Regions from separate parts of the Homo sapiens genome. Here region 2 is linked to region 1. Evidence: chromatin contacts called from ENCODE Hi-C or POLR2A ChIA-PET data. All regions are on one chromosome and are shown on one strand. The core of a region is the stretch at or near the end of the contact, and the rest is flanking DNA. Distances in the headings are between cores, read along the strand shown. Region 1 overlaps TSPAN9 (tetraspanin 9). Region 2 overlaps TSPAN9 (tetraspanin 9).

Region 1 (4,616 bases), core at 1,449-3,948:
CGGCCACATTCCAGGAGTCTTGGGGTATCTGCCAGGCCCCGCACCTGTCCCCCTTCCCCCAGCAGAGGCCAGCCTGACCCACCCTTAAGATCTACTTGTTGCAGCCCCCTAGGAAGACAGCCTGAACCCCTCACACCTGAGCACTCTGGGGGGGGGGGGCCTAAGTGCCTCTTGCTGCCCAGGTTACCCTGTGTCTCCTCTGCCTGGAGATGCCAGGTGAGGCCAGGTCTGAACCCAAGCTCCCTGCTGGGACCCTTGAGCCCACTCACTACTCCTGTTTTCAGACAGAAGGCACCCCATAGACTCCTTATGACACTCTAGGCCACCCAACACTGACCATGCACAGACCTCAGCCCGAGCCCACAGAGGCACTCGTGACATGGCCGAGCCAGTACTAAGCACGTGCCACCAATGCAGCTGGAGAGCCCGACCATGCTGCCTGCACCCAAAGGCAGCCAGCGTCTGCGAGGGCCCTGACCTCACTTAAGGGAGTTTAATCAGGGCCCCATCAGCACTCTGCCCGGGGCCACCCTGCGCCAACCTTTTCCCTGTTCCAGCAGGCTGGCTGAACACGGCCTCCTCAGCTAATTAGCCTTCATTAAGGGAGCGATCCACAAGGAATAGGCTTTCCAATGGGCCAGAATGTCACTGCTCTGCCAGCCATAATTTAAAGTGATGGGACAGCTCTGCTGGCAAGCATGAAAAATGACCATTATCCTAAGTAGCAATTACGCCAGCAGCCCCAGCCCCGCCCCCACCCCTCCACATCAGACAGGAACTTGATTTGGGCTGGGAAGAGCTGGGCGGGATCAGGACTTGCTGCCCCAGGAAGGGTACACATGACCCCAGCATTCAGAGGTCCCTTTTCCAGCCCACCCCTATACGCTCTTCTCTACTCACAGTTTGAAGCTCCGAGTCTCCTTTGCCCCCTGGGAGGGGCTTAGAATCATTTAATCTCTACTACCAGTATTCTACCAGATGGCCCCAGGAGGACCCAGAGATGGGGCTGACTGAGGAAAATGCCCAGATGGTTTTCACTGCTAGGAGAAATCCCTTAGGGTGAGTGTGCTTACTGGAGAACAGGATCCTCAGTATGGGGAAACTTTTGTCCCAATTCAAATCTCCTATTCCCTATCCACCTAGAAGCCAGCATTGTCTTTAGCCCTGAGAGTCGGGGCAGGGGATGCAGAAGACAAAGAGGAGATGGGACTCAGTCAGGAGTGACCACTGACTCCCTCTCCTCTACCCTCACCTTGCTGCCCTCCTGGAGGCCCCAGATTCCCACAGTGCACTGGGCTGCCAACATGGCTAGAACTGTCTGGTTGAAGTCGCAGTGTCAGGAGCAGACCTGGACCCCCACAGGCAGGCAGGCACCCAGCAGCCTGTGAGGCACCTGCCCTTTTCTTAGTAAGGAGGAGGACCATGGGCTGTGTGGCTCCACCTGCCAACCTACCCCCAGTGATGTCACCCAGCCCTCACCAATACTAGTACCCTAGAAGCTCCGCCCAGTGGTGAGGAACCTATGCACGCCTCTGAAGGGTTGCAGTGTACGACAGCTGCACCTCTCTTCCACATGGGAATCCTCCCAAGCGCTCAGAGGCACGGGGCGGGGTGGTGTGGCGGCAGCGGTGAGTTTGGAGAAATACCTGGTAGGCTCCGGGATCTATGGGAAGAGTTCTATCTATTGATCGCAGCCCTCAGGTTCAACTCTAATCCTTCAGAAAAGCCTCCTTTTTGGATCTGAGCCACAAGACTACAACAAGTTAAGGCTACAAAATTCCTAACAATTGCACCCGGTCCCAGAGGGCTGGGCTTGACCCAGCCTGCATGCTCCCCCTGCCCCCCTGCACAAGACAGCAACAGAGGCCTCCCAGGGACCCTGACTCATCAACACCCCACCTGCCTTTGATGTTTTCCCTTCCCATTCTGCTCTTTCCTCTGCTCCTTCCCCAGTATCAGGCCAAGCACCAGCCTGCAGGAAGCCTTCATTTGAGTGGAGCACAGTGACCCACAGCCCCCACATCCTGGCCAACACCCTCCTGCACCTGCTCCTCCACCTCCCGATAAACACAGTGGCAAACACTCTTACACACAAGCATGAACTTGTCTTCTGCTAAATTCCCCATCTTACCTAAGGTCTATGTCTTATTTAATCATCTCATTTGCTACTAGCATACAAGAAGTGGGTCTTGGAGATTCAATTTTTCCCTGCTTACAGCATGTCATGGGAATTCTGGAAATATTAAGTAATCAGAAAAGTCAGAATCCAGGAGAGAACAACTCCTTGCCTGGTAAAGAGAATGTAATCAGTACCTTCTAATTAGGAAGCGACAGCAAGTTCTCTCGCTATCAACCGTAACGAAAATATATTCCACCAACTAGCTCATTAACCTCTGCCAAGGTTTTAAGGGAAGATGGGAAGAATTGCTTGTCATCCCATAGCTATGGCGCTCGGAGAGCCTTTATCAGAGGCAAGTGTGAGATCTAACTTCTCTTCCCCATCAAGTGGAACTCAGGAACCACTACCACATGACAACATGTTGTGGATTTACAGCTCTGGCCCTCCATGCATTCATTCACAAACATATAATGAGGGCCTACAACGTGCAGGGTACAGATCACTGTACTAGCCAGTGAGGAGGTCACCAAACCACGTTGGGCTCATCCTGGAGAAGAAAGGCACCGCAGGCAGTTATACCAACTCCGGCCAGCAGGTGGCAGGGTGGGGGTGGGGAGGAGTGAGCGCAGCTGAGTGGGGTTACAAGCCCCAGGGTCTGTCTTCCTAATAAGGCTTAATATAGGCAGGGTGGGACAAAACAAAAAGGTAAGTTGAGACTACAAAAAAGAATGGAGAAGGAAGCTGTGAACAATGAAAAGGACAGCATTCGTGTGAATCCAAAGGCACCAGGGAAGCACACACCAGTACTTGGCTGACAGATGCTGGCAGATGGGTCACAGGACCAGGAGGCACTGGCCCACAAGGCAGCCAGAGACATTCCAGTGGTGCTTGCCACCAGAAAAAGAATGAGACTATCTGCCCCAGCTTCCATAAAACTCTAGGCACATGACAGGTAACTTCCTACTAGGGTGGCTGGAGGGCCCAACCCATGGTGACAACTAGGGGAATCCAACTCAAGTCACTTCAAACCAGTCTCCTTGGAAAAGCAGCCCACACCCCAGGCAGGGAGGGGGGCTTCTCTCCCCAAGAGAGAAGATGAGGATGCCTGCCCCCACCCCAGATGGCATGTAACTAGTGACGTGAGGACAAGCAGGGAGACCATCACGACAGCCCCTATTGGACTGGAAAGGAAGCCCAGTCCTTCAGGGACCAAGTGATTTGCCCAAGGTCACACAAGAAGCTAATGCAGAACCAAGACTAGAGCCCAGTCTTCTTCCTGCGCTTGTCATTCTATGGGAAAAGTCACCCCTCCACACACACCCCCACCCTAAAAAGTGTTTCGGCTAATGTGGATCACTCCACACAAAAGCTGAATGCCTCTTCGGCACAACTGCTTCTTCCCAACTTCACTCTGAATGACTTTCTCCTGCCCCCAGTGCTCCTCCTGGACCACGGGCAGTGGGCAGCTGACAGCCTCCAGAGGGCAGGACAGACTCTGGGACTGAGCCAAACATCTGTGCTACGTCGGGGCTTGGGTGAAGAAAGGCAGAGACGGCAATTGGGATGAAGGAACGATTCGAGATGAATTTAAGAAGTTTTCAAATGTTCCTAACCAGTATTTCTTATGCACGTGCACATATGTGCGCACAGCCTCCAGAGTCACACAGAGGACAGAGAGCAATTCCCAGCTGCCCTACCCATTCATACCTTCTCTACAAAAGTGCCTCTCACCAAGGACAGGGGCACCCTGCTTGTCTCCCTTTGTCCCTTCCGGCCACTGGGGCTCCCAGAACCTGGAAGCACGTGGCCAGCCAGCTCCCTGCCCGGTCCACTGCAATCCCTCAAAAGCAGCAGCCAGCCACCCGATGGCAGCATGCCCCCACACCCCTCCTTTCCCACCCAGGCCCCAACTCGGGAGCATATCTGAGGACTAGCAAGCAGGTCCATCGGCTTGAGCCAGGGGCTCCTCCTCTTTTTCCTAGGATTCACCGAAAGGAGTGGGAACATGTGGCCTCTACACCCCGCCCCCCTCCAACCCACTCCCATAAAATGCTGCAGATTGTATTCTTGTGCATTCAGGAGGAATACAAGAAGAAACTCAGAAATACATCCTCACTTGTGCCTATCTCCAACTCAGGCTCACAGCTGTTACAAATTCTGAGCCCACAGCCATTACTGCAGGCTGCCCAGTCGGAGGCACTTCCAGCCTGGGTTTTCTTATAGGGGAAGGAGGTGGTGCCAAACTTTGCCAGCCTCCTAGGAGTAGAGCAAGTCTCTCCTGAAGACAGGCAAGCTGGAGCCCCCATTCAGCCACCAAAGAGAGGGAGAAAGGAAAGACAAAGGTGCATGAAAGGGGGGCGGGGGCAATTTTTTTTTAAAAGCACACTTACCACTGTGCAGAGAGCAGAGCAATGCAGCACAGAAGAGGGAGAGGGTATTCACGCTATGGTAAGCCAAGAGGAGGAGAAGAGGGCGAAGGGAGAGAGAAACGGAAGGA
Region 2 (4,616 bases), core at 1,455-3,954, 49 kb before region 1:
GGAAACCTGGATCGGGCACAAGGTTGGTGTAGAAGGTGCCCACAGGCCTGACCCAGGGGAAGGGGCAAGGCTGGGCACTCGCGTCCATTTTCTGTTGACTTGTGGGCAGTTCTCCCTCGCTTCTCACCTCTAGAATGAAGAGACTCCCTCAGCATTGAGGGGGTGGGGCAGGGGCCAGGGATGAGGGCAAGGAAGAGAGCGTCTGAGCATTGAAAAGGTCAGAAAAGAAGCTGGAGTCCTGAAGGTAGTAAGCACCTGACCCCAATAAAACAAAGCAGGGCCTCACAGAGGCATGGGCCCCTGCCCAGCCTGTGCTGCAGGAGTGACTACTGTCAGCACCATTTACAGAACCAGCCTGTGCTCCAGGCTCGGGGCTGGGTGCTCCGGATGCATCATTACATTTCACTTCACACCAGTCACAGGAGGTGGTGTTGATAACCAAGACTCAGCAGGAGGGCCAGGACTTGTTCCCAGCCCCATTTGACGCTATCATCCTTATCCCTCCACTCCCCTGCTGGGCATCAGAATCACCTGAGCATTTTCACAGGCTCCACCCTGGACCTCCTGTTGCACGAGAGTCTGCAGGGCTGCAGCCACGCACCTGGGGTTCTGGGGCTTCCAAACATCCACAGGTGCTGCTGATGCCTGGCCAGGAGGGCACACCACCAGGCCCACGCACAGCAGACAGAACATTCCCAGGGACACACTGCCCACATTCCCTCCAGAACAAACACCCTGTCACCACCACCACCAGCCTCCCACCCTCAATAAAAGGGGTCCAAGGGCAGTCGCCAGATCCCAATTCCCACCTGTCACCCTGTGGACCTTTAATGAAGATTGCCATTTCTACCCGAGTGGACCTGGGCTGATCGCTGGCCTGTGCTCTCTGAGCTTCATCATCGCAGGGACTGTCTACAAGGATGTTCTGCAAACCCCATGGCACTGGCCGAGCTCAGCGAACACTTCCTGCGGCAGACACCCTTCCTTTCCACCAACTATCTCACTGCATCCTCACCACAACCTATGAGGAGGTGGGTGCCACTGTCACCCCCATTCACAGATGAGAAACGAGGCCCAGAGAGGTCAAGGAACTTACCAGGGTGAGAGCTAGGCAGGTCAAAGCCAGAATCCAAAATCTTAAGCACCAGGCTCCACTGCATCCTTCATGAGTGATTGTTATTACTTTGTTCACTGAGCCGGCAGGCAGCCTCCTAAGCAATTTAATGATCTTTACTGCATTTTTCCTATCGTCTTTTTATTTGGTTTTCTTAGGAACGCGGGCCTGCTTAGGGCAGGCTTGGGCTGGTGGGAGAGAGAGACTGTAATACATGAAGCAGTACGACAGGCTCTGTAGCCATCCCAGAACGTGTTGATCACCACCCCCGAGGACACAGGAGCACTTCTGAGAGGTGGGTCAGATCCACATGAGCCCCTGCTTTCCAGGTGGGAGAGAGTAAACAGGGCGGTGCAGTGGCTCACTCGGACACGCCACGCAGCAGTTCAGTGGGAGGGCATGACAACCAGGCCTCCAAATGTGAGTTTAGGGCCTGCTGTGCAATCGTGAAAACCTTCTTCCAGACTGCCCTGAAATAGCCCCATTTCCCACCTTCTGCACCCCCTCCCCCTAACAGATGTCCACCGGCCCTCAAGGGAGAAAGTGACACGCCCCCAGCAGCCCGCTCACTCAGCCCTGCAAAGGAAGGGTCCTCAGCTTAGCCTGAGAGGCACCTCTTTCTGTTCCCTTCAGTTTAAAATAGGCCACACGGATGCCTGCCAAGATCCCATGCTCTTGGCTAACAGGAGGGTTATATTTCTGGCTGCGCACCGTGAAACATTGGACCAGGGAAGGCTTCCCAAACCAACAGCTGACTCCGGCTGTGATGACAAGAGGATCTTGCAAGAGTCGGCCCAGGCCCAGCTAGCGGCAGGCTCCCCGCATGTGTACAGTAGGAGGGGGCTCCGTCCCCACCCCCGGAGCTCTGGGAGTGCAGGGACGGCTATATAAGGGCATGGGGCTGGGGGGAGCCCAGGGGCTGGGATTTCTCCCTGGCCCCGGAGAGAGCACCCGCTCACACAGGCCTGTGCACACACCTGCCACGGATGAACATTCCTGCGTGCCATTCCCTGGCCTGGAATGGGCTTCCCCATCTCGCTGCCATCACCATACCCTCTAAACGCCATTCCAGTCTCACCTGCTCCACGAAGCCTGGCCAGAGGCTACACCTCTCCCTGGCCACACCAGCACCAGGGAGTGTGGAAATCATATTCCCCACAGGAACTGGGTAGGAACTAGAGGCGTCTGGTCTTAGAGAACTTGAGGGACACGGCAACTCTGAACATGGAGGTATGCAGAGTTTTAAGTGCGGGGGGCGCTCCATGGTTCATGGGGTCTGCCCCATGAGACTCTAGTGGGGCAGAACAGGGACCAGGTGCTAGAAGCTACAAAGTAAAAAACGACCCCTCACCCTCACTCACGCAGGGACCCAGAGCTGGCCGATGTGGTGGCTTAACCATGAGGTCCCCACCATGAGAAGTCTGGGTGGAAGCCCAGTGGCCCCCTGCCAGGACTCTGCTTCAGGCAGGGGCTGTCATGTGAGCTGTTGGTCCCAGCCCCTTCTGGCTCCGTATTTCTCCACTACACTAGGGGCTCCCTGGGAGCCGGGTCCCCTTTCCAGCATAACACTCCTATCCCAGCTCTGAGCTCAAGCCGGTGCCGACAGGCTGCCCATTCCTCCAGGGGCTGACAGCTGGTGCCAACAGTCAGAGGAAGGAGGCCCAGGCAGCCAGAGGTGCTGGAACCCACCGTCCTGTGTGTCCCTCTGTCCCTTAAAACTAAAGATGTCCTTTGCAACAAAAGAACCTCTTCCCACACATACAGCCCTAGAAATTCACCAGAAGCAGAACGGTGGTTATCTCTAGATGATGGCATTGTGAATGACTTTAATTTATGCTATTTTCATATATCTCTATTATTTCCAGTACTCTCCAGTGACTATACTAGTTTTATAATCAGAAATCAACTTTTGAAAAAAGAACTTTTGAAAAAAGAACTTCCTTCTCCCCTCTCAGACATGACCATCATTAGTCGAGATCTGCCACTCAGAGTCCCCAACCCTACCCCTCCTCCTCCCCACACCCCCAGCACCCTTCCACCAGGGAGGATGCCACCAATGCGAGGGGATTTCATCACCGGGGCAGCTCACTGCTGGGGCCTGTGAACAGCCTGCGGCACACAGCGGGTGCAAGCTGAATGCTTAGTCATGGAGGAGGTCTCTGCTGGGGCTCTACATGCCACCAAGTCTCCCCAGCCATCTCCAAAGACAGCCTTTGATCTTGAAAATGTCCACAACTTCTAAGTAGCCCACAGTGCCACAAAGTCACCAACTGAAATCCTTCAGACACTAACCTGGGGAGAGGGTAGTACTAGATCATGCCTCTGACTGAGATAACTCCCAAAACACAGGGGTAGGGGGAGGAAGAAGAAGATAAAGATGAGGAAGAAAGGCAGAAGCGGGAGGAGGCAGAAAGGAGAAGAGAGAGTGCATGGAACAGAGCCCAGTGCCATCCCCATATGCCACCCTGTCACCCCGGTCCAACCTCAGTCCCTCTCAGGGCCCGAGGCCCTTCCTCAGGGCAGGCTGCTGTGCCCATCATGGCCATTCACCGGGCTGCTCCCCGGGCCTGGCAGCCAACAGTCACCCGAAAGCCAAGCTCTGCATACCTCTGGCGCTCCGTCACAGGACCAGGAAAGGGTTCTGGTGTCATGGACACTGCACCCTGAGCCAGCCAACCTGAGATGGGTGATATCTGTGGCTGCTGAGAAGCTGGCCTCAGCATGGGCTGGCCAGGCCTGGGAGTGGGAGAAGGACAGGGCGTCTTGGGCTACCTGTGCAATGAGAAGGTCTTCCTGTGTGTGGAGCTGTGGGCAGGTCTAGAGGAAAGGGAATAATGGCCCTGCCCTCAGGGCACCCCACTCTTCTGGGGAGACTCATTCTCACACATGAAATACACCAGACACCCAAGAGGCATGTGAAAAAGTGAGACATGATGGGTGAACCCTAAAAAGGCATGAACTCCATTCTGGAAAAACAGGGCTGATGGGGTTGGATCAGAGTCTGCAAAATCATGAAGGACAGTGAAGAGGGCCAACACAGACCTGCCTAACAGATCCTGAAATAGAACCCCAGGCAACCCTTGAAGCTCGAAAGCATTATCTGAGGACAAATAAAGGGCGTCTGAGCTTTACGCAATGGGTAAAGGCAAGGGGCTCGTTACCATGCAGGGTGGCACAGGATAAAAACATGGCTAAGATCCAGAGGACTTTGATAAACTCACCAGGGAGAGAGACACAAGGGCCATGACAGGAAACAGGGGCACTGGACGCTTCTGACCTTCAAAGACAGCCCTGGAGGAAACATCCCACCCCACCCACCATCCATGCCCGATGGGTGGACTGCTGACCCAGCATGGGTAGTCCTAATTTATTCAAAGAAATGGAGGAAAGTTTAATTTCTTTGAAATAAAATCCTTTAATTTTAAGGGATTTAAAATGAAATCCTTTAAGCCAGCACTGCCCTTGTGCATGGTGAGACGACAAGGGGCAATCAACCCCACTC

The links. A loop is a pair of places that touch in the nucleus more often than their neighbours do. ChIA-PET counts read pairs that join two places held with the same protein, here RNA polymerase II (POLR2A). Pooled maps may share reads with other maps.
Region 2: a loop to region 1 is called in a map of heart right ventricle, with 3 times the contacts of the local background. The contact joins two enhancer-like sites. A Hi-C loop is called at or near these places in 22 of 168 maps with a recorded cell type or tissue (Caco-2, Right ventricle myocardium inferior, aorta and 13 more) and 14 of 50 pooled maps. POLR2A ChIA-PET finds 5 or more read pairs at or near these places in 4 of 52 experiments (BJ, PC-9, Panc1 and 1 more).

What each region holds. Positions count from the first base shown.
Region 1 is chr12:3,201,262-3,205,877 of GRCh38, reverse strand. All of the region lies in intron 3 of TSPAN9 (tetraspanin 9), which reads right to left. Among named protein-coding and RNA genes, the nearest start is that of TSPAN9-IT1, 54 kb to the right of the region's middle. Within about 2 kb of position 2,698, at least 3 of the 41 ENCODE cell types and tissues checked have a DNase peak (open chromatin) inside an H3K27ac peak, as active enhancers do; they include heart left ventricle and heart right ventricle, where a contact is called at or near this core.
Region 2 is chr12:3,249,879-3,254,494 of GRCh38, reverse strand. The region is part of intron 3 of TSPAN9 (tetraspanin 9); the gene reads right to left. Among named protein-coding and RNA genes, the nearest start is that of LINC02827, 48 kb to the left of the region's middle. Within about 2 kb of position 2,704, at least 14 of the 41 ENCODE cell types and tissues checked have a DNase peak (open chromatin) inside an H3K27ac peak, as active enhancers do; they include heart left ventricle and heart right ventricle, where a contact is called at or near this core.